Linked DNA regions of Mus musculus: region 2 is linked to region 1. A link is a loop called in an ENCODE intact Hi-C map of the cell type or tissue named here. Cell type or tissue: left cerebral cortex. All regions are shown on one strand. Each heading gives the region's core, and the rest is flanking DNA. Links, peaks and the distances in the headings are about the cores only.

Region 1 (5,373 bases), core at 109-5,108:
TTGAGGGCTGGGCACAAAGCCTGAAATTTGATGAGCACTCGGCAGTGACTTAATAAACATATACACCAATAAAGTCCCACGACGCTACCTATTCCACACGTGTGCACAGTGACACAACACCCTTTCAGTCTACTGACGAAGCCACTATTCCAAAACGGGTTAAGGATGAAGTTTTAACTGAAAATCTTTACTTTTAAATGGCTATCTTTAAGGTTGCCACTTAGCCAAGATGCTGGGCAGAATCCTAAAATGATAGATCTGAGTGGGGTCCCCACGCCTGCCTGCCTCCTGCCTCCTAAACTTAGGATTGCTATCTTCAGTCCCCACAAGGGACTGGCTGCACGCCATACCTTTTCCTTGGGCTTTATGTATTTGTGCAGCACCTCGCACAGCTCCAGATAGGTCCCATACCACTCGAAAGCTGTCTTCCCTCGCTGCTGGAAGAACTTCTCCCAGTAGTCGGCAGAGCCAAACTCCTTGGAGCTTTTAGGTAGGAGATTCATGTTCCCACCGTGAGCGGCGTCTTCGACACTGCTCCTGGTGACAGATCACCCCGGGAAGCACCGGGAGGCAGCAGCGGCGGGAATCTTAGCCACTACAGGCACCATAGATTTGTTCTGCACGCAAAACCCAACCGAACCGGGCCCTGTGCAGCAGACGCGCGGACGAACCACTGAGCTGGCCACGCGCCGCTGCCGCCCCCCTTGTTTTTCTTCACCCTCGGTCCGCGCCCCACGTGCAGCAGCCACACACTCCCGCAGCTACACTCAGAACCTAGAAACCATATCCGGGTAAGAGGTCTCGTGATTGGGCAGGCGGAGCGGGCGGGACTTCCTGCGGGACTCCGGGCAGAAGAGGCTTGCTTCGTGGAACCGGGCGGGGCTGCGCGCGCAGCCTCTGTGAGCTGCGCTCTATCCCCAGCTGAGAGCGCGAGGGGCAACGGGAGCTGACCTGCGCAGGAGCAGGAGTCTCAGCTAGAAACCCCTTCCTCAGGAAAATGTGAGCTCATCTCCTCTTCCCGGAATCACTTTGCCACCGTTCTTGGTCAATTCAGAGGAAAATGACTGCTTTTTCTACTCCAAAATACAGAGCCCTGCTATTAATACAGTAACAACGGTGAATATCAGGAGACTTAACCGAAGTGCCTCCCTTCCCTGCCTCTCAAAACACAGTAACCATTCATTATGAAGATGCTCATTTTATCATTGGAGTCCTTAAATTGTCATTCTGATGACAGTTGTAAAGACATAGTTTATGTGTCTGATGAACAATACCATCCTTTTAAATGATCGTTTTATGAAAATATCCCAAGGAAGTTCCTAGTGAAGAGCTGTTTTGAAGAGACGATGAAAGAAACAGCTCTCGCGTTAAAGGAATAAGAGATGGAGCCCAGATATGACTGGCCATAGCCCAGGAACACAGATTTAGCTTCCTCAAATACCATGTTCCCATGAGGTAGCAATTGCATGAACTTTTATAGTAACAACACAGAAAGTAGTAAAACGGGACACTTACAAATACATTGGTGAGTATATTGTAAGATGATTGCAACCACAAGAAAACCTAGAGGTCTCTTCATACTTTCCAAAGGTCTTACCTAAGGGTCACAAAAGATGTTGCCAAGTACTAAATAACTACTAAAGGACCGGAAGATGTTCTAGGAAAATTTGGCTCTGGAACTGCATGCAACCTTTCAACGGCTTCACATCATTGACGTTGAAATCAATGAGCCTTTGAGGACACAGCTCCTTTCCAGAGATTCTTTTTCACAGCCTATACACACAGTGCTAGCACAGACACGGAACAGTTAGAGTAGACATAAGTTTTAAAGTCATCTTCAAACATTACAGAATCGTCTATTGGACTTGTTTTTATTTTTAAAAAGTTTCATATGATATAATCTGGTAGTGGTTTCTTCTTTCCCGACTTGTCTCAGCTCTTCCCCACCTCCTCAACTCCGTGACCTTTCTCTCTAAATAAAACACACAGTATTTTTTTAAGACTTATTTATTTATGCCAGGTGTGGTGCCATGCCTTTAATACCAGCACTTGGGAAACAGAAGCAGGTGGATCTCTTAAGTTCGAGGTCAGTCTGGTCTACAAAGCGAGTCCAGGACAGCCAGGGCTTATTACACAGAAAAACCATGTGTCAAAAAACAAAAAACAAAACAAACAAACAAACAAAAAAAAAAAACAAAAAACCTACCACTACAACTAATAATAATAAACAATAAAATATTAGTGTTTTGCCTGCATGTATGCCTACATGCCAGAAGAGGGCACCAGATCTCATTATAAATGGTTATGAGCCACCATGTGGTTGTTGGCAATTGAACACTTAGAACCTCTGGAAGAGCACCCAGTGCTTTTAACCTCTGAGCCATCTCTCCAGCCCAAAACACACAGAATTAAAAAAATAAATAAATGAATGAAGAAAAAAAACAGAAAAACTACCCATCAAAACACAAGATTAGGGCTGGAGAGATGGCTGAGCGGTTAAGAACATTCACTGCTCTTCCAGAGGTCCTGAGTTCAATTCCCAGCAACCACGTGGTGGCTCACAACCATCTCTAATGGGATCCGATGCCCTCTTCTGGTGTATCTGAAGACAGCGACAGTGTACTCATATACATACAATCAATAAATAAATTCTTTAAAAAAATTACTTCTACCAAAAAAAAAAAAAAAAACCCACAAGATTAAAAACCATAATATACAGGCAAAAGACCAGTAAGGCTAACATGTCCAAACTAAGCAATATGAGACTAAAAAGTCTACAAAAATACCCTTGAGTCTGTTTTGTGTTAGCCATCTATTGCTGGGCATGGGGCCTAACCTTAAGTGTGAAATGAAATTTAACTTTTCATTTGCAAGCTGCTATCAAATACAAGTAACTTCTTGTTAGGTACTAATGCCAGTGCCCACTTCCCCATTCAGGGTTGGCTCCCCTGTGGCTTGGACCTGTGCAGGCTCTGTGCATGCTGCCACCATCTCTGGGAGGTCACTCACATGTGCATCAGTTGTATTATGTCTGGAAGACACTGGTTCCTTAGAATCATCCATCTAAGAGGGGTCTGCCCTTAGATTCTGTCTGTCTTCTCTTCTGCCTAGCTCCCTGACCACAGAGGGGAAGGGTTTGATGAAGGCATCCTATTTAGGACTCAGTGTCTGTGTTAGTTAGGATTTTCTATGAAGAGACACCATGACTACAGCAACTCTTATAAAGAGAAATATTTAATTGGGGCTGGCTTACAGTTTACAGGTTTCATCCTTTATCATCATGGCAGGAAACATGGAAATATACAGGCAGACATGGTGCTGGAGATGTAACAGAGAGTTCTACATCTTGATCTGAAGGCAACAAAAGGAGACTGTGTGTCATACTGGGCATAGCTAGGGTATATGAGACCTCAAAGCCCACCCACAAAGTGGCACACTTCCTCCAACAAGGCCTCATCTACTCCAACAAAGACTCACCTCCTAATAGTGCACTCCCCTTGGATCAAGAATTGCTCCAAGTGCACACATGTCTAGGAGAGCCATTCCTGTTCGAACTACCTCAGTGTCCAAAATCTCTGTCTCTGCACATTGTCTAGTTGTGGATCTCAGTAGATTGATGATGTCTTAGTTAGGTTTTTACTGCTGTGAACAGATACCTTGACCAATGCAAGTCTTATAAAGAACAACATTTAATTGGGGCTCGTTTACAGGTTCAGAGATTCAGTCCAGTATCATCAAGGTGAGGACATGGCAGCATCTAGGCAGGCATGGTGCAGGCAGAGCTGAGAGTTCTACATCTTCATCTGAAGGCTGCTAGCAGAATACTGGCTTCCAAGCAGCTCGGATGAGGATCTTAAATCCCACACCCACAGAGACATACCTACTCCAACAGGGTCACACCTAATAGTGCCAATCACTGTATCAAAGATATACAAACCATCACAGATGAATTGCCCCACCCTCAACCCCTAGCAAAGTTTTATTTTAAATGAGTATACTGTCACTGTCTTCAAACTCACCGGAAGAAGGCATTGGATCCCCTTATAGATGGTTGTGAGCCACAATATGCTTGCTGGGAATTGAACTTAGGACCTCTGGAAGAGCAGTCAGTGCTCTTAACCACTGAGCCATCTCTCCAGCCCCCACTCCCCACCACCACCACCAAAGTTTTGATGTTTTAGTTCAGTGGTGAGACCCAGAGGTCTGTTTCTAACAAGTTGCCACGTGAGGCTTTACGGATGTTACCTCTGAGCTACTGTCAGATCCTTGAAGGCTTGCCCCTTGTAAACCACTACTTTAAAATGTAATTGAGTCATGAGTGAAAATGGATATGGTGTGAGACAGGATAGAAAGGCAGGACAAATTAAGGGGACACTAGAAATAAAAGAAGCCCCCCCCCCTTAGAACATACTTCTGTTTCCCACTAGCTGAAAGTCAACACAAAACAACAACAACAACCTTAACACAGCTGAAAAGTCCAGAATTACCTACAGAGATTGTGCTAGTTTTCCTAAAAATATATCAAACAAGTATTTTTTTAAAATGCCAAACAACCATGTGGCAAACAACAAACTGCTTACACAGGGCCTGATTACACAGGGCCTGGTTGCTTAACCCTTGGGTCTAACCATGCCTGCGCTCCTCTCTCTAAGCTCAAACAATATTCCATAGAAAGCTACTTTAACAATTTCATTTATTTAAAAAAATAACATGGGGAAAATAAACAAACTAGCCCATATTTCTTTACATAATTCTAAAGCTTTGCTTAATTGTTAGTCCTTGTTGTAAATAATATCCTCTGAGCAATGAAATGACGCCATAAAGTCACATTATGTAGCCATTGTAAAGACGCCTGAGTGGTACTCTTTAAGAAGGCCACACCCACATGTGGATATATTTTGTCCTTTTCTTAGGTATCTCTTTCTAAAAACAAGAACTTAAATCTAAATTGTGCACTATCTATCACTTATGCATAATAAATGCACAAAACACGCTCATTCCAACTTGTCTTGGAATTCTTTTCTTCAGAGCAGTCAAGAATCTGTGTTCCCTGAGTGGAGGTCCCTAAGGGCCAGAAGTCCTCAGGCCATTGGTGGCAGTTCCAGGATGTGTCTCCTCACTGCTGCTGATAGCTTTAGCTCCATAATTTTAAAAGGTTAACCCAAAATATCCCCTACAAGGAACATGAAGGACTATTTGTCTCCTGTTTTACTTCCTCGGTTCGCTCCCTCTCTACCCAAACTAAGAACTGAAGAGCCTTAGATATGACTTTAGCTACTTTATCACACAAGGCTCCTAATCAGGGAGCTGTGGGGCCCTTTTAGAAAGTCCTTATGAGGAGTCAAGCACAACACTCATACTTGAAATACTACG
Region 2 (5,373 bases), core at 313-5,312, 72 kb before region 1:
AATATGATTTTAATCCTTAAAAATGAGTATCATTAAATAACTTCTTGCCTTGGACCAGAGGTCTGAGATGACGTAGGCAAAATGCTTTGCTATTGCTTTTTTTTTTTTTTTATTGAGCAAAAATTAATTATAAAACCAAGGAGAAATGATCCAGGGAACTAACTACGAAAGGGTAGCTGTCAACTGCGAGCAATTACACGGTCTTATCTTTCTAGTTCACATTGAAGCAAGAAAAACGAAGAGTATCTCCTGAGAGATGGAGCATCATTCGAGAAAAAGGGAAACGCACTTCGCAACACTCACACCCAAAAATGTGGGAGTAGTCAGCAGTACAGTTTACACATTGCCAAGCAATAACAAAAAGGAAGAAGGAGATGGAGAACCACAGCAGGAACCCTCTGCATCACAAGCCGCTCACCAGCCAAATAAAAGAACAAAGTGTAATCTCAGATTGCCCCATCCAGCCCACCGTTTTCATTGCTGCACCTTCTACCTGGTTTACTACTGGGAAACAGATTCCAGCCTTCAGGATGCACTCCTCACACAAGGCCATTAAGGTAACTCAATCCTTCCTGAATTGTTTGCTGGAAAAAACGTTGATTTCTGACTCAAAACAATAACAACTCTTTGTTGTTGTTTAAAATTGTGAGACATGAAGCTATAACTACAATTTGAATTCTGGATGTTATCTTGAAGACCCGCTGGATAAACAAGAGCTTAAGGAATGCAAGAGGATTGGTGGGGGGCGGGAGGGGGGAGGCGGCGCATGGCATAGAAAGAGTGCAAGAGAGATGCTGGTCAGTTCTGAGATGGTGCAGGAATGACAAGGCACCTGAACATCGCAAGTCCACGGTCATCCCTGGAGGTCTCGGGTTTTCAGTCATGCCTGAGCAGTGAATGGGTGCACACTCATAAACACACCACCGTTTATTCTTCAGCTCCCAAGGCGAATGGTAGGCAAGCATCTCCCCGTAAGCCTTCACCACAGGGATTTCGGGGTTCACACACCCCGCCTCCCCTGCTCGGGGCAGGCGATGACTGTTTCAAACAGTGTAAGCCTTCACCACAGGGATTTCGGGGTTCACACACCCCGCCTCCCCTGCTCGGGCAGGCGATGACTGTTTCAAACAGTGTAAGCCTTCACCACAGGGATTTCGGGGTTCACACACCCCGCCTCCCCTGCTCGGGCAGGCGATGACTGTTTCAAACAGTAAACAGCTGAGATGAGAGTCAGGGACAGGGGATGGGGGGCCGGGGCGGCGGGGGGGTGGGGTGGGGGAGAGGGGGGTGTGGACGAAGAAGGAGGGGTACATCCCGGCTGAGAGCTTCCAGGAGAGTGACAGGGAAAGGAGAGGGGTGTTGAGAAAGAGAACTGGCGACTGGAAAGCACCAGGCTGCGCTTCCAGGCTGCCAGGGGCTGGCGCGCACCAAGCCAGCGAGGGAAGTGGATCCCAGGGCGTACCCCGACTCCCCCACCGAGGGTGGGGAGGAAATGGCTTTGTATGGCAGGATGAAAGGCAGACAGGGGGTCACCACCGGGTAGAGAATGCTGGGGCGAAGGATGCTCAGAGCAAGGAGGACCCCGCCCGCTCTAGAAACACTAGTGCTCTGCCTCCAATCCGCTGCAGCCTCTAGTCCACCCTCGGGGCTCCCCACACCGTTCCATGTTCCAACGGCCTGAAGCACGGGGCTCCCCCCACCCCCACGGACGCGCCCCCACCGCGCTCCCGGTGCGCTCACCTGCCCACGAAATTCTCGAGCACTGAGCTCTTGCCGGCGCTCTGGCCGCCCACCACGGCGATCTGTGGCAGCTCTAGCAGACAGCTCTGTCCCAGAGCCGAGAAAGCGTCCTGCAGACGGTTCACCAGAGGGATCAGCTCTTCCATCTCCCGGTTCCCCATCTTGCCTGTGCGGCCAACTGCCCCACAGGTCCCTGTTCGACTGTGTGACCTGGCAGGCAGCCCAGGCCTCGAAGCACTTGTCCCGGTTGTCGCTGTGCGGGGCTCACACGGCGGAGTCCCTGCACCGATGTCCGATCCCTGCCTCCCACTGCTAGGATCCTGACAGCTCACAGCCCACGACGCGCTTGCGCAGCCCAGAGAGGCGAAGGAGGCGTGGCCTGGTCCTGAGACGGTCACGCCCACACCACGCCTCTCGCCCTGCTTCTCCCTAGAGTTTCCAATCCTACTGGCCTACGGTTGGACTGCCTCCCAGCTTCAGTCAGATGCCACTGCCCAGGCTAAAGGGCAGAGTACTGCACTTGGTCAAGGAAAAGCCTAAAATCACACCCAACAGGAATTGTTGTTCCTTTTGAAGGAGCTAAACCACACAGACGAAGCCTAGAGGAAAGCACTACCATCTACCATCAGCTAACAGCACGTTGACATCAGCTTCACCATGCACCACCACCACTGTACGCACCAGAATACATTTCCCAAAAGGAAATCTCACATTTCACCCCCTACTCCAAAACCCCAGATTGCTGTGGGATGCAGAGATAAACTGGCCTTTTAGAGTCAATCCCCATTAGAAAACTGGGTTACCTGACCTTATTGAAGTACTCATCATTACCAGCCTGTCCTACTCTACCTTCTGTAAGCTAAAGTGTAGTTCCTTGAACCTTTCTGTTCCCTACTCCTACCATACTCATTCTGGCTTTTAGAATTCCTTGCCTGAGCTAACTGTCCTTTTAGCTCCTGGTCAGGACAAAGAGATTGGCTGTTGAGTCCATTGTAACCACGCAGTCTGCACTCGATCCGTTAAATTTAGCACACTGAGAAGAGTCTGTGCCCGGAGATGGAGACACGAAGATAAATGGCCATGGTTCTTCACCTCCTTATCGTGGTCCTGTTTCCTGTGCATTTTGAATACTGATACCTCTCAGGATTTAGTGCGCAATATTTACTTGTCCTGCACATCTTCCATCTGATGATTGCCCAATGGCTTTAAGTAACCTAAAGACTAGAGACTACATAGGAAAATGTGTTGCATCTCTAGCACCCTGGGGTCTTCACTGTCACTTAGGCATCACCATTGCACTATTGCCCTTCTAGGACAACAGTGAACCAAGTCTGAGCCTGCCCCACGTTTCCTAGGCTCGGTGGCTCTCTGGATATGCTATATGATAGCTGAGTCAGTCTTTCACTTTTCATGCCTGCAAAACCAGTACCACATGGAGTACAGAGCCATGCTTTGCTGCCGGTTTGGGATGGAAACTTTGGACCACTATTGCAGCAACCTCTACGCACTGACCCTGAGGAGCTGGTGGCAGGGACGTCTGTGGCAGAAGAGGGTGGAGGCTGGTCATATTGCATCTATAGTCAGAAGGCAGAGTTAAACGGATGCTGATCATCAGCTACCTTTGTCCTTCCTAGGCAGTCAGAAATCTCAGAAATCCCAACACGTGGAGTAGTCCCACCTTAACTAACCTAGCTAAAGACACGCCCAGAGGTTTGTTTCCATGGTGATTCTAGATCCTTCCAAGGTCAATGTATTTGATATAAAGAAATGATTATGGTTAAATAAAGTCATAATGGTGGAACTCTAGTTTGAAAGAGCTAGTGTTCCTGTAATAAAAGACACCAGAGACCCAGCCCCATCTGCCATACAAAGACACAACAAGATGGCAGCCATCTTCCAAGCAGAAAGATGGCCCTCACCAGGACAGATCAGCAGACATCTTGACCTTAAACTTCCCAGCCCTGAGAACACTGGATAAAAGTGTCTTTTAAAGTTATGCAGACAATGGCATTTTGTTATACGATTCAAGCTTACTGCAGATGTAGGGTGTATTTAAAGGAACCTGTGATGGAAACCAGGGAGCAATGACTGCCTCTGCAGAGGGTCATGGATAGCATCTAAGAAGACATGGTCCTTGCTGGGTTCCTCCTGTACACCACTACACTACACGCTGTATAAGCTGAGGACACTAGCCCACGTCCAAAGTGTTTTGAGCTCTAATGCAAAAGACTATATGCTATTGTGCATTAGAAAGAAAATATATCAGCTATTTGAAACCTCTAATCCGTCCTGTTCACTTAGTTCAAGAAGCCGTTCAGAATTACTCTTGCCAACTGCTTTTCTTCTTTACTTCCCTTTTCCAGATTATTCCACAGTAACATGGGGACAAGAGACTCTGAATCCACGCAGAAACAGCCAAGGTCCTTCAGAGGTGTAGATTTCTACTCATAAGCTAATCCACGTAAAACAAACAGGAAACAGAAATACAAAGTGGAAAAGCAGATGGGACAATCCCACAGAAAGCTAATATCTACCTTTCCAATATATATGAAAGCTGAGGAGGGATGTCTGCTCAGTGACGAGTGTCTTGAATGTATCATACAGTCATCTCAACCCTGTCCCAACCCCAGTGATGGATGGTAGGTTCCTCTCCCTGGCTCCCATATCTATGTCATCACTACTTTCCTGGTAACTCCTAAAGATTCAAAACTCTTTTTGTCTTCTGTGTGTAAGAACTTAGTAAGCCCATAAGAACACTGATACATAAGTATGTATTTTACTTCATGGTCAATCTAAAAGATAACCTTAATGAAAGAATAGCACCAAAGACCAAGAGGAACTTTTAAAACTGATGTGGCCTCCCCCAAAAAAGCCACACTCCATGAAACACAGTCACACTTCCCTTTAGATAAACAGAATTTTCTCCATTTTGATCACCTACCTTGTTTATAGGACTTAGTTACACACAGCCTGGCTATTTCCAAAATTAAATCTATAAATAATAAATATATATATATATATATATATATATATATATATATATATACACAGAGACATATATTTTAAATATGCTGCAGGATGAAAGCATTCCCTGAAAGAAAAATTTTCAGTAATGAAAATATGCCTAGAAAAAAATATGTAAACTCTCCCAAAAAACACAGACTCAGATATATGAGTTTAGGGATTCATGTTCTTAAAAATCCACCACATTATTACAAAGTCATATCTTGTTTATTTCCCATAGTGCTCAGCACAACATTTAATAAATTTTTATGAGGCAGAGCTGCACCAAAATTGTAAGCATTTGCCATGCTATCCATTTAATAGCTGGGTAATAATACTACTGCCTCAAATACTACTTAGGATCTATTTGGGCTCTTTGCTTCTTTCTGCAAAGGTTTTTCTTTTTCTTCCCTTTGCACAGATTTTAGACCCTGTCTGAAAATCAGATTCACTGCAGAGGCCTTTTCAAGCTTGTTAAACACGATGAGAAATTTAAGCAGGCAGACTGTCCAAGCTGCAGTCATTCTGTGTGACACTGACACCATCCTTTCTCTCCTTCGACTTAGGGGGCTGGTAAGAAGGTATGGACTCCCTACCCCATGCTCCTCATGCACTGCCAGGCATCCAAAC

The links. A loop is a pair of places that touch in the nucleus more often than their neighbours do. Peaks named below come from ENCODE experiments on the same cell type or tissue, not always from the same donor. Only the 100,000 strongest peaks of a DNase experiment are listed, where the experiment ranks them.
Region 2: a loop joins it to region 1, with 2.7 times the contacts of the local background. A loop is called at or near these places in 5 of 42 quality-filtered maps.

The regions. Positions count from the first base shown.
Region 1 is chr1:162,547,754-162,553,126 of GRCm38, forward strand. Eef1aknmt (EEF1A lysine and N-terminal methyltransferase) reads right to left here and starts at 592. Exons shown (of 8, transcript NM_144877.1): 1 at 351-592. The coding sequence starts at 503. In left cerebral cortex, for the core only: a CTCF peak has its summit at 2,279 (motif pointing right); a DNase peak (open chromatin) is centred at 791; H3K4me3 peaks cover 1,430 bases; H3K27ac peaks cover 960 bases.
Region 2 is chr1:162,475,923-162,481,295 of GRCm38, forward strand. Dnm3 (dynamin 3) reads right to left here and starts at 2,112. Exons shown (of 21, transcript NM_001038619.2): 1 at 1,741-2,112. The coding sequence starts at 1,901. It overlaps Gm31985 (a long non-coding RNA gene), which reads left to right and starts at 744. Exons shown (of 3, transcript XR_373653.3): 1 at 744-953; 2 at 4,104-4,379; 3 at 5,310-5,373. In left cerebral cortex, for the core only: a CTCF peak has its summit at 2,217; DNase peaks (open chromatin) are centred at 366, 913, 1,837 and 2,105; H3K4me3 peaks cover 2,117 bases; H3K27ac peaks cover 788 bases.